2 separate regions of the Homo sapiens genome follow, and region 2 is linked to region 1. A link is a contact called in ENCODE Hi-C or POLR2A ChIA-PET data. All regions are on one chromosome and are shown on one strand. Each heading gives the region's core, a stretch centred on a gene start or an enhancer-like site at or near the end of the contact. The rest is flanking DNA. Distances are from core to core; before and after follow the strand shown.

The links. Hi-C counts contacts between places; a loop is a spot of excess contacts on that map. ChIA-PET counts read pairs that join two places held with the same protein, here RNA polymerase II (POLR2A). Pooled maps may share reads with other maps.
Region 2: a loop to region 1 is called in a map of PC-3, with 8 times the contacts of the local background. The contact joins two enhancer-like sites. A Hi-C loop is called at or near these places in 6 of 168 maps with a recorded cell type or tissue (Caco-2, Calu3, PC-3 and 2 more) and 3 of 50 pooled maps. POLR2A ChIA-PET finds 5 or more read pairs at or near these places in 3 of 52 experiments (PC-3, PC-9 and Panc1).

What each region holds. Positions count from the first base shown.
Region 1 is chr11:100,773,838-100,781,104 of GRCh38, reverse strand. All of the region lies in intron 2 of ARHGAP42 (Rho GTPase activating protein 42), which reads right to left. Among named protein-coding and RNA genes, the nearest start is that of ARHGAP42-AS1, 90 kb to the right of the region's middle. Within about 2 kb of position 3,789, at least 7 of the 41 ENCODE cell types and tissues checked have a DNase peak (open chromatin) inside an H3K27ac peak, as active enhancers do; they include PC-3, where a contact is called at or near this core.
Region 2 is chr11:100,847,704-100,854,970 of GRCh38, reverse strand. All of the region lies in intron 3 of ARHGAP42 (Rho GTPase activating protein 42), which reads right to left. Among named protein-coding and RNA genes, the nearest start is that of SNORD13I, 83 kb to the left of the region's middle. RefSeq lists a silencer at 6,999-7,267. Within about 2 kb of position 3,211, at least 2 of the 41 ENCODE cell types and tissues checked have a DNase peak (open chromatin) inside an H3K27ac peak, as active enhancers do; they include PC-3, where a contact is called at or near this core.

The DNA.
Region 1 (7,267 bases), core at 2,540-5,039:
TATTTAACATAAGTTAGAGAAACTCCACAAAGAAAACTAGGAAAACACCAAAAAAACAGGGCCAGTGGGCTGAACTTTGAGAAATGATCTATTACTATTGAACTCTTTCCAATTAACAAAAGTGCAAGCTGTGCCCATAACACCCACAAGGGCCATCACTTATTTTTCTAGGCTCTGATGTTAACCAATAGGCACCCAACAATGCCTAGTCTATCTTGACTATGTTCTCTTAGCATAATTAGCTTTGTTTTTACACGATTCAAAACAATTGTGACTTCACGTCTTTGGTTGTTTAATGTTGGTGTCCTCCAAAAAAAATTTAAACTACTTATGCCACCCATTGTGGCTTAGATCTGGTTGATACTTAAGTATTTACTGAATAAATGAGTTGTATAACCAGGAAATGCAGGCACAGACAAGTTCAAAAGAGAGGCAAGAGAAAGCTACAAAGCCGGTTTCTGACTCTAATCCCCATCGGCCTTCGGCTTTAACAATGTCGCTCTTACAGAAGAGCAAAAAACCTATCGTATTATTAGTCTTCAATAACGCTCCACCATGCTTCATAGAGTGGATCCTGGGTGGGTCAGGTGGACCAACTTCATCACTGTTCTGCCCATATCCACAAATGCACCAGCAATATTGCTTTTGGGGTTACCAATACATTTTAGAATATGTTAATTCACAAATATAAAACTTGCAAATAATTAGGATCAAGTATATATTTCTGCATCCCAAATTAGCATAGGTCATAGCATTTATTACACTAATTATTTTGTTGAGATTATTTTTTACTAACCATAGATAAAAGTTCTCCTTGACTCTCTATCCACCTCCCTGAAATAAGCCTTTTTTAAAGTCATGTTATTTTAAAAAAGGGGTTTACCACCTTATCCTTTAGTTTGTACACTCCATGAGAGCAAAATTTGGACCACCTTTTTCACAAGCACAGTTCTTGTCACATAACAGGTAGTCAATAAATATTGAATAAATGCAAAAAGAGAATAAATTTTTAACTCTGGTTTAAAATTTATTTTAATATTTATAAATATTTTTAAAACTTGTTTTTTTTTTTAGTTTTTGAGATGGAGTCTCACTCTGTCCCCCAGGCTAGAGTGCAGTGGCGCAATCTTGGATCACTGCAACCTCTGACTCCCAGGTTCAAGCAATTCTCCCGCCTCAGCCTCCCGAGTAGCTGAGACAACAGGCACGCGCCACCATGCCTGGCCAAATTTTCTATTTTTAGTAGAGACAGGGTTTCACCATGTTGGCCAGGCAGGTCTCGAACTCCTGACTTCAGGTAATACACCTGCCTCAGCCTCCCAAAGTGCTGGGATTACAGATGTGAGTCACCGCACCCAGCCAAAAACTTGTTCTAAATGATTCTAAAGTACATGTAAAAATTACATATGTGTGTGCATGTGTGTTAATTTATGACCTATTACCCTCTGAAAATTTAGATTAGCATACTGAAAAGAACCATAGTAGATATATTCAAGTAAGTACATATATATACACGTATATATGTATATATACGTATATATACGTATGTATATGTATATATATACGTATATATACGCATGTATACGTATATATATACGTGTATATATGTGTGTGTGTGTATATATATATATATATATTTTTTTTTTTTTTTTTTTTTTTGAGACGCAGTCTCGCTCTTGTTGCCCAGGCTAGAGTGCAACGGTGCAATCTTGGCTCACCGCAAAGTCTGCCTCCCAGGTTCAAGCAATTCTCCTCCCTCAGCCTCTCGAGTAGCTGGGATTACAGGCATGTGCCACAAGCCCAGCTAATTTTGTATTTTTAGTAGAGATGGGGTTTCTCCATGTTGGTCAGGCTGGTCTCGAACTCCTGACCTCAGGTGATCCACCCACCTTGGCCTCCCAAAGTGCTGGGATTACAGGCGTGAGCCACTGCACCCAGCCAGTATATATATTATTGTTAATATAAGGCTCTAAAATTCTATTTACCCTAAAGTGATTCATTTCTGTAAAAGTTTAATAGCTTTTACAGCTGTGGTTGTTCACTCTACAAATATTAAATCTTTGCTACAAATAAAGCTCTAAAGTACTACGAAGGAATAGGAATATGAGTAAAACTTTCAGACCTCAAAGAGCATATAATTTGCTACAAGTGATAAGCAAGTGAGCCCTCTGTACAAAAGACTGGGCTATTTTTTGTTGGGCAGAACAAAGTCACAAAAAAAGAATGAGGTTTTAGGGGATTAATGTCTATCCATCAGTTAAAAAATAAATTTCTTTCCAGGCTTGTGACATGACAAGTTTTCAGGTTGTTTTTTAACTCGAAGCCTGAAATATGAAACACCTAAGCTTTTGAATTTCAAATTAAGTCAAATAAAGTGCTTCAAAATACACAGCTAATATGATAAAAGCATCTCTCTCAAGCAGCGTGTTTTTTTTAAGAGAGGAACACCACCTGAAATGTGCAACTTTCCCAGCTGCTTCCATCATTAATTGTGGGTGGTTTCTGTGTGGGTACAAAAATAAGGGTGGTTTAAAAAAAAAACAGGAAAACAATAATTCAATTGTCCAACTGAGAGCTATTAAAAAGTAAAATATGCTTCCTCTGCAGAGTTAAAAAGAAAATGTTATTTGTATAAACAATTTAGGCATTTAGAAATGTTCCACTTTAATACACGACTTCCTGATTTATATAACCACATTTAAGTGGTTGTAATGAGGGTCTGTAAAGAATGATGGATATTTTTTTTTTGATTCAGCAAATGAGAAGGTAGTTTACTTCCTCAAATTTAATAAAATATCACAGGTCTCTTTTAGAAGAGTTCAGCTGTGGTTGATAATGGCATTGCCTTTGGTTTAGAAATTTTTCCTAAAAATGCCCAAGAAGAATCTCATGGCTACAAACAACTTCACCGTTTCTTTTTTTTTTTTCTTAAGAGACAGGGTCTCAACATGTTACCCAGGCTGCAGTACAGTGGTGTGATCATAGTTTAATGTAACCTCAGCTTCTGGGCTCAAGGGATCCTGCAGCCTCAGCCTCCTGAGTAGCTAGGTCTATAGGTGCATGCCACCATGCCTGGCTAAATTTTTACTTTTTATAGAACTGGGGCCTCATCCAGGATGGTCTGGGACTCCTGGTCTCAAGCATTCCTCCCGCCATGGCTTCTGCAAGCACTAGGATTATAGGTGTGAACTATCACACCCCGCCCAGTTCTACCTTTTGTATCACAATACCACTAGACAAATATTGAGTAAACTGTAAAAATGCATATTTGTACTCATGACCAAATTCTGAAGAAAATTTTCACAGAAGCATTTTCAATAATTTAATCATTGAATTTGTTTAAGTCAAAAAAGAAAATAGGTCTTTTTTTTAAGAAAAATTATTAATGATCTTTTGAATGCATTTTCTGCATTTATTATGGCAGTTATGATTTTTAACCTGAAACAAAAGCTATTATCTCTCAAAGTGTTTCTACACTATAGAGGAATCCTTTCCAAATACAAAAAGTAAATTGTTTCCCATACTTTCCACCCTAGACTATATTCCTATTTCTCATTTGGGAAACAGAATCAAATATTACCTTTCCATTTGACCTAACAGACGCATCTTCAAAGTAAGTAAAAATTTTATGCCTTTTTACACAGTCACTCTTCTAACAAAGAAACTGAATGAGATTTTCCAACCACTCCCTTGAAAAAATTCTTCTTGACACCCTCAGATCAGGTATCCAAGATCACTCTCAGGCTTCTATCTACAGATCAATGTGAGTCACCTCACCACAGTAACCCACTGATGCACACCCAGCCTCAGAGAGGTAATCAAACAATAAATATTTGCACCTTGGCAAAGCACTGCCAGCACAGGAAGACATAGTAAAGCCCCTGTGACTTGAATTGCCACTATTTTAACCTGCTATACCTTCACCTTTCAACACATTCTCCTAAAGACAGAACAAGAAGTAAAAATGTCAGGGCACCTCAGCCAATGCTGTACACAAAACTTGGTTCATGTTCGAGCTCTCATCCATCAATCAGTACATGTACGATTCGTACAAGCATTTCCATAAAACAGCTTCTTTTTTAAAATGCGACATGCTCTTCGTGTTTTTTTTTTTTTTTTTTTTGAGACAGTGTTCACTTTGTTGCCCAGGCTGGAGTGCAGTGGTGCAATCTGAGTTCACTGCAACCTCCACCTCCCGGGTTCAAGTGGTTCTCCTGCCTCAGCTTCCCGAGTAGCTGGGATTACAGGCACGTGCCATCATGCCCAGCTCATTTTTGTATTTTTAGAAGAGATGGGGTTTCACCATGTTGACCAGGCTGGTCTTGAACTCCTGACCTGAGGTGATCTGCCTGCCTAGGCCTCCTAAAGTGCTAGTGCTGGGATTACAGGAGTGAGCCACTGTGCCCGGCCGATGCTAACTATTAGGCACTATCCTTGTTGCTATGTCTGCATATCTGCATTTAAAATGGAGTAAACAAGGGACCAGCAATACACTAGTTATGTCAGAAATAGCTGGGGGATTGTTAAAAAATATAGTTTGATCCAAACTACCTAACTGACTGACTCATTTCTCCACTCCTAATTTGGAGCTATTACCTTAGTTGACAAATGGTAGTGTATTGCCTGTCACTACCACAGGAATTTTCTGTTTAGGTGTGTCTAAAGGAATGAAGTCTCCACCAAAAATATTTACTAGCAAAGTGACTCTCCTTCTTGGTAAATGTTTAATCTCTTGAGTCCAAAGCTCATACTGTTCAAGACTTTCCTGAGAGTCTAGGTCATCACACAACATCACTAACCAAGCTGTTTACGCACAATCGCAACTGGACTTTCCAATGGTTTCCAAGATTACATAGAATGAATAAACTTTGCCTCATATTAATGACTAACATTTTTATTGGCACTAGTTCAGTTTGACTAACAATATCTAACTTTTTTTTTTTTTGAAATGGAGTTTTGCTCTTGTTGCCCAGGCTGGAGTGCAATGGCACGATCTCAGCTCACCGCAACAACCCCCTCCCAGGTTCAAGCTATTCTCCTGCCTCAGATTCCCAAGTAGCTGGGATTACAGGCATTCACCACCACTCCTGGCTAATTTTGTATTTTGAGTAGAGATGGGGTTTCACCATGTTGGTCAGGCTGGTCTCGAACTCCCAACCTCAGGTGATCCGCCCGCCTCAGCCTCCCAAAGTGCTGGGATTACAAGCGTGAGCCACCGTACCCGGCCACAATATCTAAATTTTTTTAAAACCTAGAGGTCTTCTCATTTTTAATCTTTGATTTAAAATGATTTCAAATTATAAGTACTTAATACAAAAACAAAATAGAGTAACTTGCATACTCCAGCTTTGGTGTGGTTAAAAATTCTCAAGTGATGTGCTCAGACTTAAAGTCTTTTATTATCCTATACACTAATGTGCTAAATCAATGCAGCTAAACAACCCGTCTCATAGGCAGATTCACAGTAGTATCTTTGGACATCCAGCCGTTTGAACTAACCCACCATAAACAGTGTTTTCAAAAGAATATGATTTTAGTTTCTGCACAAATAACCTTTTATTTCCTATCAGTAAGGTTTTAAGGCTGGGCAAATAACTCATGTTGGAACGTTATCAATTCCCATGCAAGAGTGTGCTCCAGGACTGATGCAATGGGTATTGTTTTTGTATTTACATACATATTACTTGTGTAATTATAGTTAAATGATGGTACCTTTTTGTATTTGGTCTACCCCTATAAATATATATGAGAGGAAGCTTGAATCTATCTTATACCGGTTTATAGTCACTCTTCTCCCCTCCATCACCAATTTCTGAGCCCCGCGTGTCTAGCACTGTACTCCTAACTCAATGTCTTCCTTACTCAGTTCAAAACACCAAAGCCAAATAAAAAGTGGGCAGTTAGTGCAGCTGTGGGAAGTTATGTGGATGGACTCAATAGGCCACTTCCCACTCACCCAGCACTGCAGTGAGCAGATGAAAGGGAACAGGCCAAAGCTCACCTGCAGCTCATTTATCCTTAGAGAAGGGAGGGCAATGGCCTCTTGATGCTCTTCAATGAAAAGGGAGGTGCTAAAAAAAAAAAGTGCAGGACACTGCCCTGCTTGGAACTTCAGTCCTGACCTGCTCTCTGAGCCACAGGAATTCCCCACTGGGTCTCGAACAACGAATCCCATTTTGCCTCCTTCCAAGCCAGCAGTGTGTCACTGGCGCAAAACAAAACAAAACAAAAAACCCAGCAAGCACAGGCCAAAAGGGTGGAGGCAGAGGGAACCAGTGAAGCGTTGGGACAGATGTACAGGCCAGACATGGGCCTACACATCAAACACCCTCCCAGAACAACTTTCATAATTAGGCAATTATACTGATAGAATAACACCACCTTCTCTTCCTTACTTTGCCCAAAACCTTTTTTTATCCTCTTCCACTGTAAGCGCAATGAAAGCAGACATCTTTATTCATCTTCCTCTTCCCTTCCTACCCATTCCCACCACCAACTTACACACAGAAAGCCTGCCGATGTCTTACTTTTCAAGTCATTTTGCACTGACATGACCCACATACAAAAGATGAGCTTCTTTGTAAGTCACAGTATTTTGTGGCTATGTCATCAGTAGGTCTCAAGCCTACTCCAGCTGAGAGTGTTGTGGGGCTATTGCTCGCTGCTCAGAGTCACAGCTGTCCCTACCTCATTCCTCTTTCATTAAATCAGAGCAATAAAGAAGTCGTTGGAACTCAGGCTTCAACAAGGTAAAGACAGTGAAAACGCTGTACCGTCCCACGTAGAACTGAAGCCAATGAAGGTGGACAAGCGTGATCCTTATGCTCCACCCACTCCAGACACACACGTTAGTCCCAGGGATACATTTTCCAGTTTATTGTCCTTTGTAGAACAGCTTGGTGTAATCTCATAATCTTCCAGGTCAGCAATGATTCTTCAGAGCCTCCTCCTACTACTTCTTTATTATCTACATAATTTATTTTTAACTGTTTAGAGTATATGTGGGAGCTCAGGTAAAGGGTAAAAAGTGTTGAATAGGATATTGAAACATATCTATATTTTTACAGGAGTTGTTCCAGAAATATTTTATACTTGTAAGTCATTTTGCTCTAAGTTTTCCTAATAGCATTGCTATTTAAATCAGATTCCGAGTGCAAAGGGTTTAAATAAGTCTCCTGATTTAAAATTAGCAAGCAACATTACATCTGCTTGTGTAGATTCTTCATCTCCTGATCTCCAACCTGAGATTTAACTTCACAAAGCCCAC
Region 2 (7,267 bases), core at 1,962-4,461, 74 kb before region 1:
ATGCAGAAGCTATCTACACCGTCTTCGACGTAAAAGAATGGGTTATTTTCCCATTCATATTTGCAACTGAATCACATCACAGCTGAAAATCACATCACAGTTCTAATTTGTGATTGATTACAAGCAAGCATCTCTTCTCTGCCTTGTCCCAAACTGTATCTAGTTCTTCCTTCCTCAATAGCTTCTTAGAAAGAAGTTCTGGCAAGGGGTGGGGAACTGGGGTGCTAGCCTGGGGTTCACTCCCTGGTACTGGCCAATTTAACTCTCTATAGCTACATAATATAGACATTCTTCTCTAGGTCAGCAAATCCACAGCACCACTAAACTAGATCTCAATGGCCAAAACTCACACGAGGTATAGAGGATGGATACACGAGCACGTCTTGCATTAATAAGTAATCAGAAGTCAAGGACTGAATACATTTTACTTCATACACTTTAATGTGAGCAAACGACTGAAAAAAACATATTGTCATCTAAAAACAAATGCTATGTAAGGCTATCTGGATACTAGTCATTCAATTAATTCTGACTTGAACATCACTTGCTGCTTCAGCATTTGAATGTTTTGGATCTACTTAGTGACAGAGTTCCACTATGAATCCCACCCCATTGGACCTCATCAGTTAGATCTAACTCTTACTTGAATTTAATATAACTTTCATCTTTCTCCATTTTTACCAGCAATAATACTTTTCCTATGGAAATATATTGGGAAAATTAATTTAAGTTTCTGGAGAATTGTGCTATATGAATAGCCTCTTCTTTTTCAGAAGATAAGCAGAAGCAATACACTCTCAGGAGAATACTCCCATTTATTTTTAATTAATTGGCCTAACCATGACAACTATGCAATCTTGATCGAGTTACTCAAACTAAGTTTTCTTTTCTATATAATAAAGATGATAATATGTCCTTATCTCATGACCTGCTTATAAAGCTTAAATTTTTTACTTTATGTCTAATGATCATAAAAACTTATTAATAAAGCATTAATTGCCCATTAAATTCTTTCTTTTGAGTAGGCCAATTGCAGTGCTCTAGATTTTTTTTTTTCAATGAATTAGGAAGCTGCTATTGGAGTTTTAGTATAAGAGTGAAATCTCACTAGCACATACTTGATGTCAAAGCTTATTAACTGTAGAAGAGCAGTTAATAGGGGTAAAATGGCAAGCAATCCTCTCTACTTCTAGAGTTTATAACTACTGCTGAATGTATAAATCAAATTAAAGTTTGCTATTTTTTAAATAAAACCATCTATACTCATAAGGTGGAGGAATGGAAAACCATTCAACCAAGAAGGAATTGACCATTTTCACAGAATCTAGCAGAGGAAGTGGGAGAGGAGAGTAGATTGTAAAATTTCATATAATCCACTGTGATGTAATTAACATCATAACTCTAGGTGGTAACAAATGAAACTATTTGTGTACTAAGTTATTTGAACCACAAAGGTAGGTTATTTATTGTATCCTTCTTCTTGTTCTGAAACTACTTTTGTTTTATTCCTTTCTACCCAGCAATCTCTAATGGGGGATTAAAGTAAGAACACTTTTTAAACATTTAAGCATTGTGGAAACATTTTCAAATACCAGACTTAACCATAGCATATTGCCTCCCCACTTATCTACTTATCACCAGCCTGATTACTGCTTTTTCATTTATAACCCTTTAATATTGGAGGCTAAAAACAGTCAGAAAACAAAGTCAAACTTCTTTTCAACTATAAATATCAAGATATGTGAAAGGTCAAATTAGGATTGACATCTTAAAAGCTGCTTAAAATAATTACTCCAAATGACCTGCATATACATTCACTTTTAAAAAAATACTTTTTTGATTTTGACCAAAATGTATGCATTTAAGAAAGCAATTTTATAGAATTTTTTAAAAGACTATATTAACTCAAAGGTCACACAGGGAAGATATTTAAATTATGTCATTCAGAACCTGTATTCTCAGAGAGAGATTTAAGAAATGTTGCACCCTGAAGTTGTTTCATTCCAACAGGTTAAATACTCGCTCCTGCATTTGACTAGGTAAAAATGTTCTTCGGGGATACTGGTAAGGTTACTTCAGCCAGTCCTCTACCTTTGCACATTCTAAGGAAACACCAGGGTCTGCTGAACTTTGTACCTCTGGTGGCACAATTAGACCACTCCAGTGATGTTCCTATGTTTGTTAGTACTATAGAAGATGGCCAAAAATATTCCTGTAACACAGTTGCCCCATTTATGTCAATATCCTCATGTTCATGAAAATACACCTCCTCCCATTCTCCCACCTCAAAAATCAGAGACACTGTACATCCCAAGCTGAGCTAATTAGGGCCTCAAAAATATTTCTTTTTACATGTTCTAACCCCTAACTTAGAGTGGGGGAAAGTGGCTTTGTGTATGGGAGCAAGGGGAGGGAGCTTCAGCAAAGTGATAATTTATATCACTCCCTTCCTCCCGCTTAATGCTATTTCTTCTGGCTAATTTTGCTCTATTCTTCTTGGTATTCCCTACTAAGTATCTTTGGGTTGAAAAAATAAAATCATTCATCTGTTATAAATTATTCATTCGTGAATTTAAGCAAACTTCTGATAGCCTTTGCAAGTTTAAAAGCAAATAAAATGCATTAAATAAATTCCCAGTCATATTTTATAGCAATTGCATTTTAGTAGCTGAACGTTAATATAATTTAATCATAATTGTTCAGTATTTAGATAATAGCAGATTGCTAAAAGTTTAAGAAAAATGGAAGATATCCCAATATATATGCAATTTCTTAAATTACTTATTGTAGTTGTGCATTAATGGGGGAGAATGGGAATAAAGAGGAGGACAGGAGAGAAGAGGGAAAGAAGGAAGGAACTATGCAGGATACAGATGTACATAAATAAAGCAGAGAATGATCTAACTAATACAGGGAGAAATTAAGGAAAATTAGGTCTGGGGCCAGCAGTGTGTTAAAGCAGGCTCATAGTGGCTCACAGAACCTTTGTGCTCATCTCTTCCCAACCTGCACTGGGTAAGTGACCTTGTGTTGAAATCAGCCAAGGTGGGAGGATTTACTCAGTGAAGATCAGCAAGCACTACCAATCAGATTTCTCACACATACATAGGCACATGTATGCATGCATGTGCATACAACATGCACCTGAGTGCCAGTGGTTAACTTTTTACCAACATACCACTGCCTGGAGCCAAATACGTAATTACGCATTGCTTAACAATGGGCATGTGTTCTGAGAAATGGATCGTTAGGCGATTTTGTCATCGTGCAAACATTGTATACATGGAATGCCTTCTGAAGAACATGCCTGAGACTGTTTTATGGTTAACTTCATTATAAGTAGAAGTATACACTCTAAAATAATGATCAAAAGTATAGTAATACATAAACCAATAACAAAGGTGTTCATTATCATGATCAAGTGCTACGTATTACACACAATTCTATGTGCCATACTTCCACAGATGGGCAGCACAGATTTGTTTGCACTGGCATCACCAGAAACACGTAATGTATTGCACTATGATGTTAAGGCAGCTATGATGTCATTAGGCGATAGGAATTGTTTAGCTCCATTATAATCTTATGGGATCAATATCATGTATGTGACTCATTGCTGACTGAAATGTTATGAATACATGACTAAATATAAATGGCATGCACCATGAATGCTGTTGCTCTTGTTAGCAAATAATGTTTATAGCTAACATTTTGTGATCATTCATTCAGTGTTCAGGTTCATCCCTAGAATCTTTCACAGTCTAGCACCATAGAAAGCTACTATCTCCTGGCCAGGCGCAGTGGCTCACACCTGTAATCCCAGCACTTTCGGAGGCCGAGGTGGGTGGATCACCTGAGGTCAGGAGTTTAAGACCAGCCTGGCCAACATGGTAAAACCCCGTCTCTACTAACAATATGAAAATTAGCCAGGCATGGTGGCACACGTCTGTAATCCAAGCTACTTGGGAGACTGAGGCATAAGAATCATTTGAACCTGGGTGGCGGAGGTTGCTGTGAGCTGAGATCCTGCCACTGCACTCAAGCCTGAGTGACAGAGCGAGACTCCATCTCAAAAAAAAAAAAAAAAAAAAAAAAAAGAAAGCTACTATCTCCCAGATAGACTTGTGAAGCTAAAACTGTCACCAGTGCTAGAGTAGAAGTTTGTGCCAATGTTGTTAGGGAAACTCAGAAACCAGAAAGCCTTACATGTGTAAAATTAAGTTTAAGTATAAAGAAGTACAAATGAATTTAATCTTTTCAATATTGGAAAAGACATATTTAATTGGAAATGTTATAGGTTAACAGATACATGTTTAAAAGACATGCTTTAATAACTAGATAAAAGAGATCTTGTATAGTTAGCACTCTTTACCACTATTTGTTGTTTAATATAGGTGTTTTTTGAATAAATACATAACACATAACAGCCACATTATGACCACAACACGGTATATATGGTCAACAAGACTGCATATACTACAGAGGTCCCATAAGATTATAATGGAGCTGAAGAATTCCTGTCACCTAGTGATGTCATAGCTGTTGTGACATTGCAGTACAACACATTACCTTTTCTGTGTTTAATATGTTTAGATACACAGATGCTTACCATTGTGTTACAATCACCTACAGTATTCAGTACAGTGATATCCTGTATAGATCTGTAGCCTAGGAGCCTTAAGTTACAGTGGAACCACGTAGCCTACGTATTATTTTCATATTTTCTAATTTCTATATCTTCAAAAGTAGTTATTTTCCCTATTAAAATCTTTTTTGAAAAGTGATACGCACTGTCTATTGCATCCCCAAACACGGTTTCAGTATTGTGCTGATGCCATGTTTATGTGTGTGATAAAAAGTCAACTTCAGTAGAATAATGATGATTGTTCTTGGCTTATGAAATGCTTACTTGAAATAATATAATGATGAGGTAAGGATCAGCACGGCTACAGTAAGGTTAAGAAGAGATCATTAAAGGAGGAGCATTTCTCATACATAATTCTACCCAATTAAAGTTTGAGAAATGAGAAAAAAGGAATATTCCTTCAGAAACGTAAGCATCATAATATTACCTTTTCCTAGTTCACTTTCCCTGGAACAACACTTACTTGGGATGTTTATGTCACATGCTATCTCGATATAAATAAACACAGGAAACATGGTAATTGGAACTTGTACAGCTAAGAAAAAACAGCACCAGAAGCTAATACACACACACAGTATATCTTTACTATAAACTAGCCCCTTAGTGTCTGTTTGGATGTGAACATTTTAAGGATCTCTGAGAATTAGGGGGAAGAGAAAATAATCTTTTTAAATAAATAATTCCTTGATTGAATAAGCCAGCAAATTTAATCACAGTGTTGTTAAAAATAAAACCAAAAAAAAAATTAACTGAAAGAGAAAACTTTAGAGCTTTAACACAGAATACAAAGTCCATGAATACCCAAAAGTTATCTACGTCCTACAATTTAGCAAACAAGAGATATGATTTATTTTGCAAAGATTTTCTTTCAAACTTTCCCAGGCGTTTGAGCACAGGCTCTTAGTCATAGCTAAGAATTACTTCCCAAATAAGTTCCATATGTTATAACTCTCGGCCCTGGTCTTTTCCAAATCCAGATCTGGTCATAAACTATGGGCCAGTTTTCCACACTGTACAGCTGTCAAAAGCCTTTCTTACCCAAGGAAGTAAAGAGCCTCTTTCAGCCCTTAATGTGAGGTCTTACATCATGTGAAGAATGAGTGATATGTCAATACTAGACAAATTCTCTTTAAAACATATGACAAACAACATTAAAAAAATTACACTTTTCCTTATCTGTGAAAAGCATGTTCCAACAGAAAATACAATCATTTAATAAATCATTAACATCTGACCTCTTTTGGTCTTACCCTTAGGCCATGGCTTGAATTACTTTCAGTTCATAGAATTGGCTATGAGGCTGTTTAAGATTCTTCTCCAGAAAATGAAGCTTAAAAACTACTTTTCTTCCAGACAGCTTGAGACATTTGAGACATTCACACTCTCCTGCACTTATCACGATGCGTACAATCAGATAATAAGGTAAAGCAGAAAGGCTATGCCATGTGCCACCTGAATCATCCTATATAATTATGAAAAACTGCTCGCTTCTCTTTCTTTTGCCTCCTAAAAAATTAAGAGATATCTACTATATTTAGTGGGAAAGAAAAGTTACATTTTGGGAGGCCAAGGTGGGCAGATCACTTGAGGCCAGGAGTTCAAGATCAGCCTGGCCATCATGGTAAAACCCTGTCTCTACTAAAAATAAAAATAAAATAGCCAGGTGTGGTGGTGCACACCTGTAATCCCAGCTACTCGGGAGCCTGAGGCAGGAGAATCACTTGAACCTGGGAGACGGAGGTTGCAGTGAGCCGAGATTGTGCCACTGCACTCCAGCCTGGGTGACAGTACAAGACTCCACCTCAGGAAAAAAAAAAAAGAAAGAAAGAAAAAGAAAAGTTAGCTCCTTAGATGTCCAGTTTACATGAGCAGGAAGATGGTTGCTGGTTGTAAAACTCTCCTTATCTCCATGTTAACCCGGTCCCCAAACACAGAATCCTAACAACAAAACATAATGTCGATAATCACATCCGGTTTGTAACTTTCTGCTTTCAGTAGTGTCCTAACACATTCAAGTATATTAATAGTTAAGGAATATTTTAATTAATCTAAATTACTAATCTGAAAATGTTGGAGGGAAAAATGCACGTTCTCGGATAATTCAGGAATACAGTAAAATTGGAATGTATGTTACAACCATCAAAATTAAAATAGCTTTGCATACTAACATAAAGATACAAAGCTAATGACATAGTGTACCTTACCCCAAAGCTTCCCAATTCCCACTTCATATGTCATCATGAGAGCACCTAGGTGTTATCTTAACAGCCTTTTGACTCAGGTGACCTTTCAAGAATTCTTTTGCAGAGTAAAAGGAGCAAAGACAGACTCAACCAACTTAATCTTACATTTCAAGATAAGAAAACACTCTACACTCCATCCATGGGTCGACTAATGCATTTTCAAGCTTCAAATATCAGGTGAAGTGAACGCTTAATAATGCTTTCTCCAACCCAGATGTTTCTGCCAAGCTTCTTATCTATAAACTGTCCCACTCCCACGGACACCTCAAAAACACACCCTCAATGCAGGTCCCAGGCTTCTCTACTCCACTGATTTATCTCCTCTCAGTGAATGGCACTATATTCAGCCAACTGTCCAGTCACCCTAGACCAAGGCCTC